2 separate regions of the Homo sapiens genome follow, and region 2 is linked to region 1. Evidence: read pairs that join two places in POLR2A ChIA-PET (ENCODE). Cell type or tissue: Panc1. All regions are shown on one strand. Each heading gives the region's core, and the rest is flanking DNA. Links, peaks and the distances in the headings are about the cores only. Region 1 has its middle 13 kb from the start of UHMK1. Region 2 holds the start of LOC105371475 (a long non-coding RNA gene).

What was found. Peaks named below come from ENCODE experiments on the same cell type or tissue, not always from the same donor. Only the 100,000 strongest peaks of a DNase experiment are listed, where the experiment ranks them.
Region 2: POLR2A ChIA-PET joins it to region 1 with 5 read pairs; 1 of 35 experiments calls an interaction of 5 or more read pairs at or near these places.

Annotation. Positions count from the first base shown.
Region 1 is chr1:162,480,230-162,490,138 of GRCh38, forward strand. No RefSeq gene overlaps it. Among named protein-coding and RNA genes, the nearest start is that of UHMK1, 13 kb to the right of the region's middle. In Panc1, for the core only: no CTCF peak of the experiment used is centred there; a DNase peak (open chromatin) is centred at 7,220.
Region 2 is chr1:162,172,065-162,181,973 of GRCh38, forward strand. All of the region lies in intron 2 of NOS1AP (nitric oxide synthase 1 adaptor protein), which reads left to right. It overlaps LOC105371475 (a long non-coding RNA gene), which reads right to left and starts at 2,844. Exons shown (of 4, transcript XR_007066699.1): 1 at 2,694-2,844. RefSeq lists an enhancer at 8,380-8,910. In Panc1, for the core only: no CTCF peak of the experiment used is centred there; no DNase peak of the experiment used is centred there; H3K27ac peaks cover 5,699 bases.

The DNA.
Region 1 (9,909 bases), core at 1,381-9,380:
TCCAGCCTGGACAACAGAGCAAGACTCCGTTTCAAAAAAAAAAAAAGAAAGAAACTTCTGACCTAATCTGCACCAAAACATGGACCTAAAAGACGTTTACAGAACATTTCATCCAACTGCCGGAGGATACACATTCTTCTTGGCACATGAATCACTCTCAAGGATAGACCATATGTTAGACCATGAGACAAGTCTTAAAATTTTTTTTTAAATTGAAATCATATCAAGTATCTTCTCTAACCACAATGAAATAAAACTAGAAATCAAGAACAAGAAGAACTTCAGAAACTATACAAACATATGGAAATTAAACAATATGCTCCTAAAGGATCACTGAGCCAATGACAAATTAGGAGAGATATTAAAAAATGTATTGAAACAAATGAAACATGGAAACACAATATACCAAAACCTATAGGATACAGCAAAACAGTACTAAGAAAATTTTATAGCAATAAATGCCTACATCAAAAAACTAGAAAAACCTAAAAAAAAAAAAAAAAGTCGTATTACCTGACTTCAAATTATACTACAGAACTATAGTAACCCAAACAGCATGGTACTAGCATAAATATGGACACATAGACCAATACAACAGAATAGAGAACCCATAAATAAATCCACACATTTACAGTAAACTCATTTTTGACAAAGGTGCCAAGAACATACATTGGGGAAAGAACAGTCTCGTCAATAAATTGTGCTGAGAAAACTGGATATCCATATACAAAAGAATGAAACTAGACCCCTATCTTTTGCCATATACAAAATTGAAATCAAAATGGATTAAAGGCCAGGCATGATGGCTCACGCCTATAATCCTAGCACTTTGGGAGGCCGAGGTGGGTGGATCACTTGAAGTCAGGAGTTTGAGACCAGCCTGGCCAACATGGCAAAACCCTGTCTCTACTAAAAATTAGCCGGGCATGGTGGCGTGCACCTGTAATCTCAGCTACTCAGGAGGTTGAAACGTGAGAATCACTTGAACCCTGGGGGGCGGAGGTTGCAGTGAGCCAAGATCATACTACTGCACTCTAGCCTGGGTGACTGAGTGGGACTCCAAGACTCCATCTCAACAACAACAACAATGAAAAAGATTAAAGACTTAAATCTAAGGCCTGAAACTATAAAACTACTAAGAGAAAATGTTGGCTAAACACTCTGGGACATTGATCTGGACAAAGATTTCTTGAGTAATACCTCAAAAGCATAGGCAACTGAAGCAAAAATGGACAGATGAAGCTAAGAAGCTTTTGCACAGCAATGGAAACAATCAACACAATAAAGAGACAACCCACAGAATGGGAGAAAATGTTTGCAAACTACCCATCTGAAAAGGGATTAATAACCAGAATATATAAGGAGCTCAAACAACTCATTACGAAAAAAAAAAAAACAAATAATCCATTAAAAAGTAGGCAAAAGATCTGAATAGATGTTTCTCAAAAGAAGACATGTAAATGATCAACAGGTATAAAAAGAAAATGCTCAACATCACTAATCACAGAAAAATGTAAATAAAAATTACAATAAGATATCATCTCACTCCGCCCAGTTAAAATAGCTTTTATCCAAAAGATAGGCAATAATGAATGCTGGTGAGCATGTGGAGAAAGAGGAACCCTTCTACACTGTTGGTGGAAATGTAAATTAGTACAACCACTGTGGAGAACGGTATGAAGATTCCTCTAAAAACAAAAAACAGAGGTACCATACCAGCTATCCCACTGCTAGGTATATACCTGAAAGAAAGGAAATCAGTATATGGAAGGAATACCTGCACTCCCATGTTCATTGCAGCACTATTCACAATAGTCAAGATACAGAATCAGCCGAAGTGCCCATCAGTGGATGAATGCATAAAGAAATATGGTACATGTGCATAATAAAATATTATTTGGCCATTCAACAGAAAGAGATCCAATCATTTGCAACAACATGGATGAACCTGTAGGGCATCATGTTATGTGAAATAAGTCAGGCACAGAAAGACAAATTTCACATGTTCTCTCTCCTAAGTGGGAGTTAAAAATTATTTTAAATGAACTCTTGGAGACAGAGTAGAATGATGATTACTAGAGGATAGGAAGGGTAGTAGGGAGGGGATGCAAAAATACAGTTAGAGTAAGTACAAAGATACAGTTAGATACGATAAATAAGATCTAGCATTCAGAGCACAATAGGGTGACTATAGTTAACAATAATCTATTGTAAGTTAAAAAATAACAAAAATAGTGAAATTTGAATGTTCCTAACACAAAGAAATGATAAATGCTTGAGGTGATGGATACCCCAATGACTGTGATTTGATCATTTCATATTATATGCTTGTTGCAAATCATCATATGTACCCCATAAATATATACAACTATTACGTGCCCATAATAATTAAAAATTTAAAACATTTTTTTTCTTTTTTTTTTGCGGCGGAATCTTGCTCTGTCGCCCACGCTGGAGTGCAGTGGCGTGATCTCAGCTCACTGCAACCTCCACCTCCCAGGTTCAAGCAATTCTCCTGCCTCAGCCTGCCAAGTTGCTGGGATTACAGGTGCCCACCACCACACCTGGCTAACTTTTTTTAATTTTTAGTAGAGGTGGGGTTTCACTAAGTTGGCCAGGCTGGTCTCCAACTCCTGTTCTCAAGTGATCCTCCCACCTCTGCCTCCCAAACTGTCGGGATTACAGCCGTGAGCCATTGCTCCCGGCCAAAATTTAAAGCTTTTTAAAAATCAGAAAGAAATGCATAACAAAATTGAACAGTGTTTTGTCTTCTTTCAATCCAAGTGTGTGACTTGGTAAGGGATTTTTTTTTTTTTTTTTTTTTTTTTTTTTTTTTTTTTTTTTGAAACGGAGTCTCGCTCTGTCTCCCAGGCTGGAGTGCAGTGGCGCGATCTCGGCTCACTGCGAGCTCCGCCTCCTGGGTTCACACCATTTTCCTGCCTCAGCCTCCCGAGTAGCTGGACTACAGGCGCCCACCACCACGCCCTGCTAATTTTTATATTTTTGGTAGAGACGGAGTTTCACCGTGTTAGCCAGGATGATCTTGATCTCCTGACCTCGTGATCCACCTCCTCGGCCTCCCAAAGTGCTGGGATTACAGGCGTGAGCCACTGCGCCCGCCAGGGATCTTTTTTTCTAATGCGTCTACTCTTGGCTTTGAGAGACAAGAAAGAGCTCTGTAAGGTATAATCTGTTCATATACAAAAGATGAGATTTACTGACCTGCTCCTAGACAAGTTCTGGAATTTGGTAAAATGAAAATATCCTGCTATTCATAGGAAAACAATAATTTGCTTCAGTTTTTTTTGGTTGTTGTTTGTTTTTTTGTTTTTTGAGACAGAGTCTTGCTCTGTTGCCCGGGTTGGAGTGCAATGGCACAATCTTGGCTCACTGCAACCTCCACCTCCCGGGTTCAAGCGATTCTCCTGCCTCAGCCTCCGTAGTAGCTGGGATTACAGGTGCCCGCCACCACGCCCAGTTAATTTTTGTATTTTTAGTAGAGATGGGGTTTCACCATATTGGCCAGGCTGGTCTCGAACTCCTGACCTCAAATGATCCACCCGCCTCAGCCTCCCAAAGTGCTGGGATTACAGGAGTGAGCCACCACACCTGGCTTTGCTTCAGTTTTTAACTACTTAAATCCGTGAGAATTTTTTATAGTATAGAAAGTATGAAGAGTAAAGACAGAAATTGTCTCATTTTACTGGAAAATGAAATCCATGTATGCTTATCTTAAACTCAGAATTCAATATTCAGAATTAAACTTCAACTCAGAATTATTTGTGCAATAAAAAACAAGCCCAAGTTTCACATTAAAGAAGAAAATTTTCTTTTTCATTTTTAGCCTCAAAAATAACAATTTTGGCTGGGCATAGTGGCTCACGCCTGTAATCCCAACATTTTTGGGAGGGTGAGGCAAGAGGATTGCTTGAGGCCAGGAGTTTGAGACCAGCCTGGGCAACATAGCAAGACCCTATTGCTATTATTAAATAAATGAATAAATAACACTTTTATGCAAGAAATCAATACCTGTATATAATGATTTTGTCACTGCCACGCTTACATTTAAGCTTGATCATGTCACTCAGTAAGAAAATGTTCTCTTTTAAGTCTTGTACAAAATTGTATCTTATACTAGATTTTTATTCATATTGGTTTTGTTTATGATTTTCATAGCTTACCTATTCAATAAATGTTAATAAAATTTTATGTTGTGAATAATATTAATCAAAATAAATGTGCAGTCTTTGTTTAAGTTAAATCAACCAAGCCTACCTTTAGAAAAAAATCAAACACCATTTTGGCTTGTCAGTTATTTAACAGAAATTTGTCATCTGCCTTCTGAATTTTATTTTATTTTATTTATTTATTTATTTTATTTTATTTTGAGACAGAGTCTTGCTCTGTCACCCAGGCTGGAGTGCAATGGCGTGATCTTGGCTCACTGCAGCCTCTGCCTCCCAGGTTCAAGTGATTCTCCTGTCTCAGCCTCCCGAGTAGATGGGATTACAAGTGCCCGCCACTTCACCCTGCTAATTTTTGTATTTTGAGTAGAGATGGGGTTTCACCATGTTGGTCTGGCTGGTCTTGAACTCCTGATCTCAGGTGATCTGCCCGCTTCTGCCTCCCAAAGTGCTGGGATTAAAGGTGTGAGCCACCATGCCCAGCCTGCCTTCTAAATTTTAAAAATTCATGAAAAGAAAGAGATTAATTTTTAAAAAGGTAAGTTAAGCTTAACTACCGATTTTTTTCCCAGAAAGGTTGGCTATAAAGTAATTATTAGTTTTAGATAGGGTGAAGAACTACTTTTGCCCATCAAATATGTTATAATATACCCCATTAATATCTTACATAGTAGAAATTTATTATAAGACTTTTAGGCCCACTTGGATAAGGTAAAAAATCAAGCACATTTCAACAAAGGAAAAACTAAAGTTTTCTCTATTTATACTAATGACTTAGATAAGAGTTATCCTTTGTAAGGAGGGAGAACCACGCAAAAGGTATACTAATAAGTCAGACAAAATAAGCAGATCTATAGAAAACTAACATTGTCTACTAAACAACATTGACCATCATCTACAATTTACTGATAATGTAAGCCATAGATTTAATAATTTTTATGTAGGGTTTCCTTGAGACTTGAAGATTATTATAAGCATTCCTCCAGGGTAAGGAGATTGAGAAATGTTAGGGAGAGTCTAGTTATGAGTCAAAAACCACAACAGTAATTGGAGCAGGAAAAACTTTCAAAAATGGAATTATTAAGAAGTGAAAGATGGTTAACTAAAAGGTATAAAAGGGGATTTCACAAAATACAGGAATGGCAAATACAGGAAACAGCTACCATCCATAGGGTTAAGGGAGAAGATATCTAAGGAGGAAACTAAGAGTTTGGAAGAAGATACTCATCCCATAAGGTCAAGACTCAGATCTTGTTAGAGTGTGGCTACAGTCCAGCCTGGTAGGCAACAGAAAGTTTGCTGGGGTCCTGGTGGGCCAGGAAACTGAGGGTAGGTCTGTTAACATCCTCTGCTAAGAACTGAAGGTCAGGCTTTGGAATTGTCCTGCTGCCACTTGGAGAGATGGCTGAAAGCTTTATTAAGAGAAGAGCAAGGTTTTGGCGGGGAGGGGAAAGAAGAGGTTTTCCTTGCCTTTGCTCAGCCATATAACATTAAAGGATTTTTAAAAATTGTGTTGCTATTCCTCATGAGGATTGGGATGTGCGATAGGCAGAATACTAATCTATCCTTTTCTATGGCACACCAATTTTTTTTTTTTTTTTTGCCTAACTCCTACCAGTACTGTCTATATTATAACACAGCTCCAGCACAATGAAAAAAAAAAAAAATAAAACAATACATCTCTCTCTGTCTATTCCTCTTCAAAGGAATAAATACAATATAAAAATCTATAAAAAGATATATTAAAATATACAATACCATATTATAATAGAACATAGTAATTTAGCAAATGACTTAGTATTACATCACACAAGAACCCATGAAACAAAAAGGATTTAATGGAAACCTGCCCAGACTGTAAAAACCAGAACAGTAATTCATAAGCAGAAAAGAAAATGTTCAGAGGAAAAGCTGTTGGCATTTGAAAGACTAATGCAGCTCTTAATGCAAATTAATAATGAATGCAGTTAGTTTGTGACACCATGTAAAATAGTGACAAGTGATGGTGTAAAACAATCTGAGTTTATATATCTTGTTTGTGATTTCCATTATTTCAGGATCAGGAGTAAAAACAGTGTTTTTGAATATAGAGACAATTCTCGATTATCTATAATCATACAGTTTCTGGATTATCAAGGTCCTTAAATTTTCCTTGGTTTTGCTAACCATCTTTTTTTTATATATATATACTTTAAGTTCTAGGGTACGTGTACACAATGTGCAGGTTTCTTACATATGTATACATGTGCCATATTGGTGTGCTGCACCCATTAACTCTTCATTTGCATTAGGTATATCTCCTAATGCTATCCCTCCCCCCTTCCCCCACCCCACGACAGGCCCCAGTGTGTGCTGTTCCCCTTCCTGTGTCCAAGTGTTCTCATTGTTCCATTCCCACCTATGAGTGAGAACATGTGGTGTTTGGTTTTTTGTCCTCGCGATAATTTGCTGAGAATGATGGTTTCCAGCTTCATCCATGTCCCTACAAAGGACATGAACTCATCCTCTTTTATGGCTGCATAGTATTCCATGGTGTATATGTGCCACATTTTCTTTTTTTTTTTTTTTTTTTGAGACGGAGTCTCGCTCTGTCGCCCAGGCTGGAGTGCAGTGGCGGGATCTCGGCTCACTGCAAGCTCCGCCTCCCGGGTTCACGCCATTCTCCTGCCTCAGCCTCCCAAGTAGCTGGGACTACAGGCACCTGCCACTACGCCCGGCTAATTTTTTGTATTTTTAGTAGAGACGGGGTTTCACCGTTTTAGCCGGGATGGTCTCGATCTCCTGACCTCGTGATCCGCCCGCCTCGGCCTCCCAAAGTGCTGGGATTACAGGCGTGAGCCACCGCGCCCGGCCGCCACATTTTCTTAATCCAGTCTATCACTGGTGGACATTTGGGTTGGTTCCAAGTCTTTGCTATTGTGAATAGTGCACACGTATGTTTATTGTAGACCATCTTTTCACTGTTTATTACCACTCTCGCCAGAAGATGGAGATCAAAGTAAAGAGGTTGTGAAGTCCAAATGACTCAAATGTCACCATCAGTGAAAGTGGCTTTTCTCAGCATTAGTTGGTGCTGGGAGAGAAAGGGAGGTTGGTGCTGGGAGAGAAAGGGAGGAACAGAAGATGTTGAAATAAATTCCCTGGCCGGGCATGGAGGCTCATGCCTGTAATCCCAGCACTTTGGGAAGCTGAGGTGGGCATATCACGAAGTCAGGAGTTCGAGAGCAGCCTGGCCAACATAGTGAAACCCTATCTCTACTAAAAATGCAGCCTGGCCAACATAGTGAAACCCCATCTCTACTAAAAATGCCAAAAATTAGCCGGGCATGGCAGCACCCACCTGTAATCCCAGCTACTCAGGAGGCTGAGGCAGGAGAATCGCTTGAACCAGGGAGGTGGGGGTTGCAGTGAGCCAAGATCGTGCCACTGCACTCCAACCCAGGCAACAGTGCAAGACTCCAACTCAAAAAAAAAAAAAAGAGAAAGAAAGAAAGAAAAAAGGAGAGAGAGAAAGAAAGAAAGAAAGAAAGAAAGAAAGAAAGAAAGAAAGAAAGAAAGAAAGAAATGCCCTGCTCTGCCTAGTGCCCTTTTCTTTTGCCTCTTCTTCCCCCACCACGTTTGCCTCTCCCTCATCCTTCCTGTCTTTCATCCTTTAGTACCCTTCAATTCTACATGAAACAATCTTGGTCCAGGATTGATAATTAGAAAAAAACAGCTGAAGACTTCCCTACCTGGAAGAAGGATAAGGTCCCTAGGTTCTGTAGTGGGTGAGCTGCGGGCCTGGGTTCTTCCTTCAGACGTTACAGATGCTTCTGCTTGGTCTGGGGAACAGCAACGCAGCAAACCAGTAATGTGAAGCTACAAAGAAAAAAATAATCATTACATAGGAGGAAACAAGTACTGAAAAACAATCCATCATCTTGCTGTACCAGTGAAGACTCCAGACTGCAGCAATCGTCCTACACTTGAGACTTCCTCTAAATATAGAAAAGTACAGACTGATGTTCCAGAGGGAACCTTAGGGCTTATCTTGGAGCTGAGACTCCAGGTGGAGATTGCCAATCACTGCCACCTAACCCTCCGGCTACATTGTCTGTCTCATATGTCTCACTTGTTTGGGAAACTCTCATCTCAGTCAGAGGGTAGTGGCAGGAGATGAAATAAATAAAGCCCCAAATCTTGACCTTGACTCATGAACACATTAAACCCTTTTGGGACTCTTAATTTGTTCTCATGTGGCCCCAGCAATGGGCCAAACACCTTTAATCTTGTAAGGCAGGTGTGTTTCACTCACATCAGTTTCTCTGTTCTCTACCTTCCTCAGTTCTATTTCTGTTTTTTTTTTTCTGAGATGGAGTCTCGCTCTGTCACCCAGGCTGGAGTGCAATGGTGCGATCTCCACTACTGCAACCTCCGCCTCCTGGGTTCAAGTGATTCTCCTGCCTCAGCCTGCCAAATAGCTGGGACTACAGGCCCATGCCACCACGCCCAGTTAATTTTTGTATTTTTAGTGGAGACGGGGTTTCACCATGTTGGCCAGGGTGGTCTCAATCTCCTGACCTCGTGATCCGCCCACTTCGGCCTCCCAAAGTGCTGGGATTACAGGCATGAGCCACTGCGCCCGGCCCCTCAGTTCTATTTCTAATTGTCTTTCCTCCTTAAGACATAATGCCCTTTGTTAAAGTCCATCTTCTGGTTTTTCCATTTTCTCCTACTGGTTGTCATCCCCTCTCCATCCACTAGCCTCCTGTTGCTGCCTGAAAAATAGACAACCATTTAACAAACATTTGTTAAGAGCTTAATAATGTTCCAGACACTATTCCAGGCACTGGAAATACAGCGGTGAACAAATCAAAATCAAACTCGTCCTTATTTTAGACAGGGGAATCTAATTTAAAAAATGAATTATATACTATGTCCAAGGTGATACAGAGTGAAATGAAAGCAAAGTAAGGGGTGCAGAGGATACCAGGGAAGTAAGGAATGGCTAATTTATATAAATGTGATCAAGAGAACTTCATCAATTAAGGACATTTGGGCAAACACTTGAAAGAAATGAAAAGTTGTCTGGGTGTGGTGGCTCATGCCTGTAATCCTAGCACTTTGGGAGGCCAAGGCGGGCAGATCACCTGAGATCAGCAGTTCAAGACCAGCCTGGCCAACATGGTGAAACCTTGTCTCTTATTAAAAATACAAAAATTAGCTGGGCGTGGTGGCGGGCACCTGTAATCCCAGCTACTATGGAGGCTGAGGCAGGGAGAATCTCTTGACTTTGGGAGGCGGAGGTTGCAGTGAGCCAAGATCACATCGTGGCACTCCAGCCTGGGCGACAGAGCGAGACTCTGTCTCAAAAAGAAAAAAAAAAAAAAAGAAATGAAAAGTGAGTCATGTAGATATCTGTGGAAAGACTATGCCAGGCAGAGGAAACAGCAAATTTCCTTCTTGAGGAAGGCAGCTGCCTGATGTGTTTGAAGAACAGGAAGCTGGTGTGTTGGGACCAGAGTGGACATGGGGGATAATGGGAGGACATGAGGCTGGAGTGGTAGAGGGGTCTAAATCATGGACAGCTTCATCACCCATTTTATGGATTTTGACTTCAACTCTGGGAGAGATGGAGGGTTTGGAGCAAAGCCATGAAGCCATGACTTAGCCCGACTTCTGCTCTCACTGGATCACTCTGGCTACAGTGTTGAGAATAGACTGTAGGAGGGCAGGAGTGGAAGCA
Region 2 (9,909 bases), core at 1,044-9,043, 310 kb before region 1:
AAACTTCCCCAGGCCTTACTCAGCCTACCCACTATCTTTTACCCATCACCAGTAAGACCTCTCTGTAAAGCAAACCAGAAGTCCAAGTTCAGATGAACCCATGACGGGTTGTGGGGAGAGGGACAAGAGGAGACCCAAGCACCCACCAGTAAATGGCAACTAAAGAGGAAACTTGTTGAGCCTATACTGGAGAAGAACACATCTTAAATTTTCACATTTTGTGGGTGGTAGGGTAGCTGTAGCAGTAGAAACATACATTATGAGCATCTTGGCTTTGTCTGAATTTTGAGAAATGGCAGTCACAGAGACTCTTCTATATGCATATCATCCCTTGACACAAAAGAATGGCTATCCCAGTCTGGAGTGGGGGATGTGGGCCTGTGAATGGGTGTGCCCCAAGTCCACATGATGGCTTTGCTATTGAAACCCTCTAGATGGCCATGACTCTGTGTTGCCAAATTACTTAACATTGCAAACTAGTGGCCTACAGGAATAATCTTGATGAGGCGGGTGGTTTAAGTGGAATGTCAGCAGGTGGTCATTGGAGATTATTGTCATATATCACTATTTTCTGTGACCCAGCCAACTCTTTGGTATATGTATGTGCTTTCCCTTCTGTCAGGTGAGGAAAGGTTTTTTTTGTTGTTGTTTGTTTTTGTTTGTTTGTTTGTTTGTTTTCATCTCAAGGTTTTGCATAGATTAACCAATGGATGGTCATGAATCATTTAAATATGAATCATTTAAATAACTATGCTGATGTTGAGACTGAGCCTTGAGATTCTGCTATTCAGGCAGCAAACTTCTCTGCCTGCTAGTTGAGTGTTATTCTTAACCAAACACAAGTTCACCCTTGCTCAATAGGAGGTTTTTTTTTTGTGATGGGGTCTCAGTCTGTCACCCAGGCTGGAGTGTAGTGGCGCAATCTTGGCTCATTGCAACCTTTGCTTCCCAGGCTCAAGTGATCCTCCCACTGCACACTGCAGCCCCCTGAGTAGCTAGGACCACAGGTGGGTGCTACCATGCCCAGCTAATTTTTTGTGTATGTTGATGCAAAAGTTATTGCGTTTTTGCCTTTGAAAATAATGGCAAAAAGCGCAATTACTTTTGCACCCGTCTAATATTTTTGACGGGGTTTCACCAGGTTGCCCAGGCTGGTCCTGATCTCAGGTGATCTGCCTGCCTCAGCCTCCCAAAGTGCTGGAAATATAGGTGTGAGCCACCACAGCTGTCCTCCACTCTCCTCCATTTATTAAATAGGATTCCCTATTTAATAAGTGGTGCTGGGAAAACTGGCTAGCCATATGTAGAAAGCTGAAACTGGATCCCTTCCTTACACCTTATACAAAAATTAATTCAAGATGGATTAAAGACTTACATGTTAGACCTAAAACCATAAAAACCCTAGAAGAAAACCTAGGCAATACCATTCAGGGCATAGGCATGGGCAAGGACTTCATGTCTAAAACACCAAAAGCAATGGCAACAAAAGCCAAAATTGACAAATGGGATCCAATTAAACTAAAGAGCTTCTGCACGCAAAAGAAACTACCATCAGAGTGAACAGGCAACCTACAGAATGGGAGAAAATTTTTGCAACCTACTCATCTGACAGCTAATATCCAGAATCTACAATGAACTCAAACAGATTTACAAGAAAAAAACAAACAACCCCATCAACAAGTGGGCGAAGGATATGAACAGGCACTTCTCAAAAGAAGACATTTATGCAGCCAAAAGACACATGAAAAAATGCTCACTGGCCATCAGAGAAATGCAAATCAAAACCACAATGAGATACCATCTCACACCAGTTAGAATGGCAATCATTAAAAAGTCAGGAAACAACAGGTGCTAGAGAGGATGTGGAGAAGTAGGAACACTTTTACACTGTTGGTGGGACTGTAAACTAGTTCAACCATTGTGGAAATCAGTGTGGTGATTCCTCAGGGATCTAGAACTAGAAATACCATTTGACCCAGCCATCCCATTACTGGGTATATACCCAAAGGATTATAAATCATGCTGCTATAAAGATACATGCACACGTATGTTTATTGCGGCACTATTCACAATAGCAAAAACTTGGAACCAACCCAAATGTCCAACAATGATAGACTGGATTAAGAAAATGTGGCACATATACACCATGGAATACTATGCAGCCATAAAAAATGATGAGTTCATGTCCTTTGTAGGGACATGGATGAAGCTGGAAACCATCATTCTCAGCAAACTATCGCAACGACAAAAAACCAAACACCACATGTTCTCACTTATAGGTGGGAATTGAAGAATGAGAACACATGGACACAGGAAGGGGAATATCACACATTGGGTACTGTTGTGGGGTGGGGGGAGGGGGAAGGGATAGCATTAGGATATATACCTAATGCTAAATGATGAGTTAATGGGTGCAGCACACCAACATGGCACATGTATACATATGTAACAAACCTGCACGTTGTGCACATGTACCCTAAAACTTAAAGTGTAATAATAATATAATAAAAAATAAAAAAACTTTCTATTATAAAACAGTTTTAGGTTTACAGAATTATTGCAAAGATAGTACAGAGAGTTCTTGCATACCCAACACCCAACTTCCCCTATTATCAGCATCTAATGTTAGTATGGTACAGTTGTTAGAATTAATGAACTGATATTGATATATTCTTATTAACTAAAATCCATACTTGTTCATATTTCCTTAGTTTTCCCTTAGTGTTCATTTTCTGTTCCAGGATCTTGTCTGGGACCACATTTAGTTCTTATCCTCCTTAGGCTCCCCTGGACTGTGACTGTTTTTCAGATTTTTGGTGATCTTGACAATTTTGGTGATCTTCACAATTTTGAAGATTACTGGTCAGGCCTATTTTGTAGAATCTCCTTTAACTGGAATTTGATGTTTTCCTCATGGTTAATATGTTTTTGGGAGGAAGACAGAGAGGTAAGATGGCATTCTCATCATATAATTTGAAGGGTACATACTATCATTATGACTTATCACTGTTGATGTTAACCTTGATCACCTGGCTTGAGATAGTATTTGTAAAGTTACTGTTTTTCTTTCCATGAAGTACTTTTTGGGGAAAAAAAAAAAAGTCGTTATGCATGGTCTGCACTTACATGCACTTACAGAGTGGAAAGTTTTGCTCTACCTCCTTAAAGGCAGTTAAAACAGTTAAAACAGTTATGTCAAGTATTTGGAATTCTTTTGCATAGATTTGTCTGTCCTCTCCCATTTATTGCTTTATTCAGTCATTTATTTATTTTTATCAGTAAAGAATCATGGATATTTGTTTTATACCTTGTATTATAAGTACTTCTTTATTTCATTGCACAAATTGTTTTAATGTGGCTGCTAAAAACTCTTTGATTTGGCTCTTGTATCCCCTTGCCCCATCATTGTTTGTTGTTTTGAGCACGTTTTAACTTTCTGGCACTACACAGTACTCCAGGCTCATCTGGTGTATTTCCTGAATCCAGCATTTCTGCAAAGAGCCCTGACTCCTTTTGTTGAAGGCATGGAGTTAGATAGCAGGATCGGAGGTGTGGGGGTGGGGGCGGTCGGTTAGTTGCTGCTGGAATGTGTTTGCATCTAGGCCCTCTCAGCAGATAGAGCAATGAAATACGTGTGTATGCTACCTCTTTAATATACAAATACCCATGAATATTTCTATATGTAGCCATCTATATTAAGCCAAACATGAGTTTGTAGTGATGTCTGCAATTCTGATCCATATTACATAAATCATTCTAGCTTCCTCCCTTGCTTATCTGTAATATCCCCCGCAAGCAGTTAGAAACCTAGCTACCACCACCCATTTGCTTAATTGTTCACTTCCAGTGTACGCGTACAGTAGTATCAGAATCGTTAACCCATACCCCCATTGGAAACAATTTTTCAGCTCTAGTACAGTGCTTATGTACAGTTCTTTTTGCCATTAGTTTGTACAGACTCCACTGATTTCTAAGATAACTTCTGTTAGCACCTTACTGTCTCACTTCTTCAGTGAGATTATTTCATACATTTGTAATACATTTAGATTTTTGGGGGTCACATTTTACATTCCATCCTGGGATCCTTGGCCTCCCACTCAATGATTTTTTTTAAAAAATTTGCATGCATTTAGGTTTACTCTTGTGCTATAAAGTTCTGTGGGTTTTTGTCAAATGCTTAATGTCCTATACTTACATTACAGTATCATACAGAATAATCTTACTGCCCCAAATAGTCCACTGTGCTTCATCTATTTAATTCCCAAACCCTATCCCCAAACCCCTGGCAACCACTGGTCTATTTACTATCCCTATAATTTTTGCTTTTTCTAGAATGCCATGTAATTAGAATCATAGAAAATGTAGCCTTTTCAGACTGGTTTCTTTCACTTAGCAGTATGTACTTAAGATTCATTCATATCTTTTTGTGGCATAATAGCTCTTTTTTTTTTTTTTTTTTTTTTGAGATGGAGTGTTGCTCTGTTGCCAGGCTGGAGTGCAGTGGTGTGATCTTGGCTCACTGCAACCTCTGCCTCCTGGGTTCAAGCAATTCTCCTGCCTCAGCCTCCCAAGTAGCTGGGACTACAGGCGTGTGCTACCACGCCCAGCTACTTTTTGTATTTTTTGTAGAGACAGGGTTTCACCACATTGGCCAAGATGGTCTTGATCTCTTGACCTGGTGATCCACCCACCTTGGCCTGGGATTACAGGTGTGATCCACTGCGCCCAGCCAATAGCTCATTTTTTATTGCTGAACAGTATTCCATAATATGAATGTACCACAGTTTTTTCACTTACCTATTCAAGGACATCTTATTTCCAGATTTTGATGATTACGAATAAAGCTGCTATAGCGATTCATATGCAGTCTTTTATGTGCACATAAGCTTTCAAATTAATTGGATAAATGCCTAGGAGAATCTGCCTCATTTGAGTATCTGCCTTTCAGCATCTACCTCCTCAATTCTACCTGGACAATGTCAGCACACTCTAAAAATTGGTAGTTCTGCTGCTGAGCTGCCCATATACTGACCTGTTTTCTTCTCTGCCTGTAAGTGGTAAGCATTGACCACCCTTCTTGCTGAGAACTTTAAAAATTTTAATCCAGGAGGTGATATGGGGGAGGAGGGTGGATTATGTGATTTGGAATAGCCCTGGAGTCAGGGCTTAGCTGAGCCCCAAGGATTACGCCATTGTGTTAATTAGGAACTTAACCCTGATTCCTGAAAGCAGTTTTCACGTGACTTTGGTGTGGCAGTAAAGGCCAGTAAACCAGAGTGTTTGTTACACAGAGTGATTCGTCCTGTGTGACTCAGGAGAGAGGCCGGCCCACGCATGGCCCTTTCAGATCTTTGGGGTGAGTTGTGGTGGTGTCTGTTTTGCCAGGTAGGTCAGCTGCGGAGTCTTTCAGCCACTGGCATGAAGGGAACCAGCCATGGGTCTGGGGTCAGTGTAGCTCAGTCTCCTGGTTTTCCCACACTTCAGTTTGCGGGGCAGCTCTCTGACCTGTAGTTATATACTGAGTTTGCCTACTCTTTTTATTTACTTATTTATTTTGAAGTTTATATTAATTTATTTAAACATTTTTAACTAAATGATGTGATTTTTCTATTTTTTAAAAAAGTAGTAAACATTATTTTTAGAGTAATTTTAGCAAAATTGAATGGAAAGTTTGGGGATCCCATATATTCCTGCCCCTGCACATGCACAATGTCCCCCACTTTAAACATTCCACACCAGAATGGCACATTGGTTACAACTGATGAACCTACATTGACACATCATTATCACTCAGAGTTCATAATTGACATGAGGGTTCATTCTTGGTGTTGTGCATTCTGTGGGTTTGGACGAGTGTTTAATGACATGTATCTACCATTATAGTTTCATACAGAATAGTTTCACTGCCATAAAAATCCTCTGTCCCCTGCTTATTCATGCCTTCCTCCTCCTAACCTCTAGCAAACACTGATCTTTTTACTGTCTATAATTTTGCCTTTTCCAGAATGTCATATAGTTGGAATCATACAGTAGGTATGAATGGCTTTTTAGATTGGTTTCTTTCACTTAGTAGTATGCATTTAAGATTCCTCTAGGTCTTATTATGGCTCGATAGCTCATTTTTTTTAGTGCTGATTAATATGCCATTGTCTGGATACACCACAGTTGATTTATTCATTCACCTACTGAAGGACATTTTGGCTGCTTCCAAGGTTTGGAATTATGAATAAAGCTGCCAAGAACATCTGTGAGCAGCTTTTTGTGTGGACATAAGTTTTCATTCCATTTGAATAAAGGTGAAAGACTGTGACTGCTGAATGATGTGCTTGCTAAGAGTATGATTAGTTTTGTATTATTTTATTTAAAAATATGTTTACTGAGTATGTGCCATACACCAAACATGGTGCTAGTTGCTAATATATTATTTAATAATCCTTTTAGCAACCCTATGAAGTAGGGCCTTCCACTTTATAGGTGAGGAGACTCAGGCACAGGAGGGCTAGGTAGCTAGTAAGTGACAGCTGGCACTTACACTCATCCCTCCTGATGCCAGAGCTTTTCCCACTGCGTCATGCCGTCTCTGGAGACCAGCATATAACAGAAGGTGGCATCCACCCAGCTAGAAAGGGCTCATCCAGAAGCACCTCGTTCAGCTCACCAGGGTTGCCCGTCAGTTTATGAACAGTGGAAGAAAAAGGTTTCTTTCTCTGTGTGAAAGTTGTAGCCTTGCCTAGGTGCTCTTATACTTCCTGGATGCTCAGCCTATGCTGGCCTATTTAGATTTAAACTGTTTTCATTCCGAGCATTGTCAAACATACACCAAAGTAAAAAGACTAGTTTAGTCCGTCTTATACCTATCACTCAGGTCCTGGAATTACCAGGATTTTATCATTCTTGCTTTATTTGTTTGTGGGGTTTTTTGGTGGGGGTTGAGGGGGGTGGTGCTGGTGGTTATGTATACTGTTTCTTTTTTGGCTGAAAAATTTTGATAACAGTTTTGTCATTAGCTCATCTCCTGGACCTGTGTGGCATCTCTCCTTTCTTTGCATGAATTTCCTACCATTGTGTATCTCGTAGTTACTGGGTATTTATTTTATGTAACAAATGTTTATATAGTCTTAATCATATGTTACACCCTTTTTTAGTTCCTTAACAAATATTAGCTTGTTTACACCTCATAAAAATCTTACGAAATAGATATGAAAACGATTCTTCTTTTAGAGGTGGTAAAACCAAGGCACAGGGAAGTTGAGTAACCTGCCCTGAGTTACACAGCTAGGAAGCCGGCTAGCTGGCTTTCAAATGCAGGCTGTGGGGTTTTATAATCTGTGTTCTTATTTGTCATGCTGTGCTAGATAAACAACAATTCTACAGCCATTGCCAGTCTGTTCTCTGGTACTGCTAAAGACAGAGGAAGGAAAAAGCTAGTTCTTGCCTGCAGATGCATCCAGTCTGTTGGGAAGACGGACCTGGAAACCAGCATTTGGGGTAAATGCTGCAGCGATTATGCAAAAACAATTCAGTGAGAATGTAAAGAAACATTATGTGAAGCTTCTTGAGAAAGTCCAAGCAGGCTTCACAGAGGCTGTGATCCTTGAACTCAGATCCAGAAGGGTGGATGAGTGGGGAGGGAAATCCTGGACCTAGAGGTGAGAGAGCACAGGGAGGGCTGGAGAGAGATGGACTTGACAGTGGATTTCTCAGGCAATAAGATCATGAAGGCGCTGACTTGCCTGCTAAAAAGCTTTGACCTCATCCTGCTGGTAGTAGTGACCTATTGGTAGATTTTTAGCAGAGAATAAATATGGTGAGGTTTGCAGATTACTAAGCTCTCTCTAGAGGTGATGCAGAGGATGGATTGGGAGGAGAAAAGGCCGGACACCATTTATTAGTGCTGGCTGCTGGCAAGAATGTAGGGGCCTAAACTGGAGCCATGACAGTGGGAATGGAGAGCCTGGATCTGAGAGGTGAGGACCAGCATTATGCAGGTGTTCATTATCTGGATTTCTGAATGATATGTTACCTAGGAAAGCAACAGTGATCATAACATCCAAATATTCACCAATGAAGCCATCACTTACAGAAACAATCCCTGTGGCAAATGCACCCGGTGACCTCCAATGTGCCAGGCCCTTGTGTAGCCTCCTCCATGATGTGTTATTTTATTTTTATTTATTTATTTTATTTATTTATTTTTTGAGACAGAGTGTCGCTCTGTCGCCCAGGCTGGAGTGCAGTGGCGCTATCTCTGCTGACTGCAAGCTCCGCCTCCCGGGTTCACGCCGTTCTTCTGCCTCAGCCTTCTGAGTAGCTGGGACCACAGGCGCCCGCCACCACGGCCAGCTAATTTTTTGTATTTTTAGTAGAGGCGCGCTTTCACCGTGTTAGCCAGGATGGTCTCGATCTCCTGACCTTGTGATCCGCCTGCCTCAGCCTCCCAAAGTGCTGGGATTATAGGCATGAGCCACCGCGCCCGGCCAATGTGTTACGTTATTTAAGACCCCATTTTAGCAGCCTGGAGCGGGACCTTCTGCATGTGAGAGGCACATGTGGAAAGGGACTACAGGAGCCTCTTGGAGCGGAGCATGGCCCTCAGCTGACAGCCAGCAAGAAAGTGGAGCCTCAGTCCTGTAGCTGCCGGGAACTCAGTTCTGCCAACGACAACGTGAGCTTGGGAGATGACCCATGAGCTTCAGAAAGGAACACAGCCTGGTTGACACCATGGTTGCAGCTTTGCAAGACTCTCAGCAGAGGACCCATGTAAGCTGTATTCAGACTCCTGACCCAGGGAAACTGGGAGATACTAAATGTGTGTTGCTTTAAGCCTTGAAGTTTGTGGCCATTATTATGCAGCAAGTAGAAAACTAAAACATTCCCTGTTCAGTCATCCTCCCCTTAACAGCAGCATCTATTCTCAGCTATCCTCAAGGTCTATCAGCCAGCATTCTGCTTTCAGATCTGGCAGTACAGTGCAATTTCCATGCAAATGTATTTCAAAGTGAAATTGCAAGTCTTGCAAAAGATGTAGGATTATAGGTAGTCAATAAAAGGATTGCTGGAGAACTGCTCAAACAACTTAACAGACAAAAGAGGACTGGGCAGGGTTAGACCCACTCATAATTGGTGAGAAAAACAATCAGTATGCTGACAAGAAACTGACTTCAAAGGAGAAGGATTTGAATATCTTTGAATATTAAGACACACCTTTGAGAAAATGAAAGCTCTTAAATAATTTCTGCAAAAATTATGCTCTGTATAGTAATGTCATGAAAGTCAGAGATGTAGTAAAGGATGTCATGTTATTATGTAGTGATGTTGGAAAAAAATTACAACAATAAATCAATAACTCAGTCTAGCCTAAGAATTAATGCAAAATTCAATATGATCTAAATATTTCACATTTTAAATAAGGTTTTACATTTTAGATAAGCTTATTTGCATAATTTTTACTTCATTTTGAAAGATTAATTCTGTCAGCTCTTATTTTTTCACTATTGTGAAGTTCTGGTTCTTATTTTTAAGGGCTTTTCTAGTACCAGCTGCCCCCTGGATAACAGTTATCAAGGGCCTTTTGAATTAGGGGGTGATGTTGACATGAACTGCTCACTGGAGTGGATGCTTCCTGATGGCCAGGAATGAGGGGATTGATTTGGGCACTTCCTTTGTAGGATGGAGCCCAAAATGCCCAATTTATTTCATTCATGGCTTCACAAGCCATCAGTATCTCAGATGCTCAAAGATTTTTGTTCAGTACTCTCCTTGTATCAGACAGGAAACATGGTAGACCACTGAGTATGGTCTGAGTTGATTTCAAGTGTATGCAACATCTTTTCTGGGGATGACCTAAGAAGGCCAGCTTTATGAAGGACTCTGGAGAATTCCTGGATAGAGTTGAAAAAAGTCCCACTT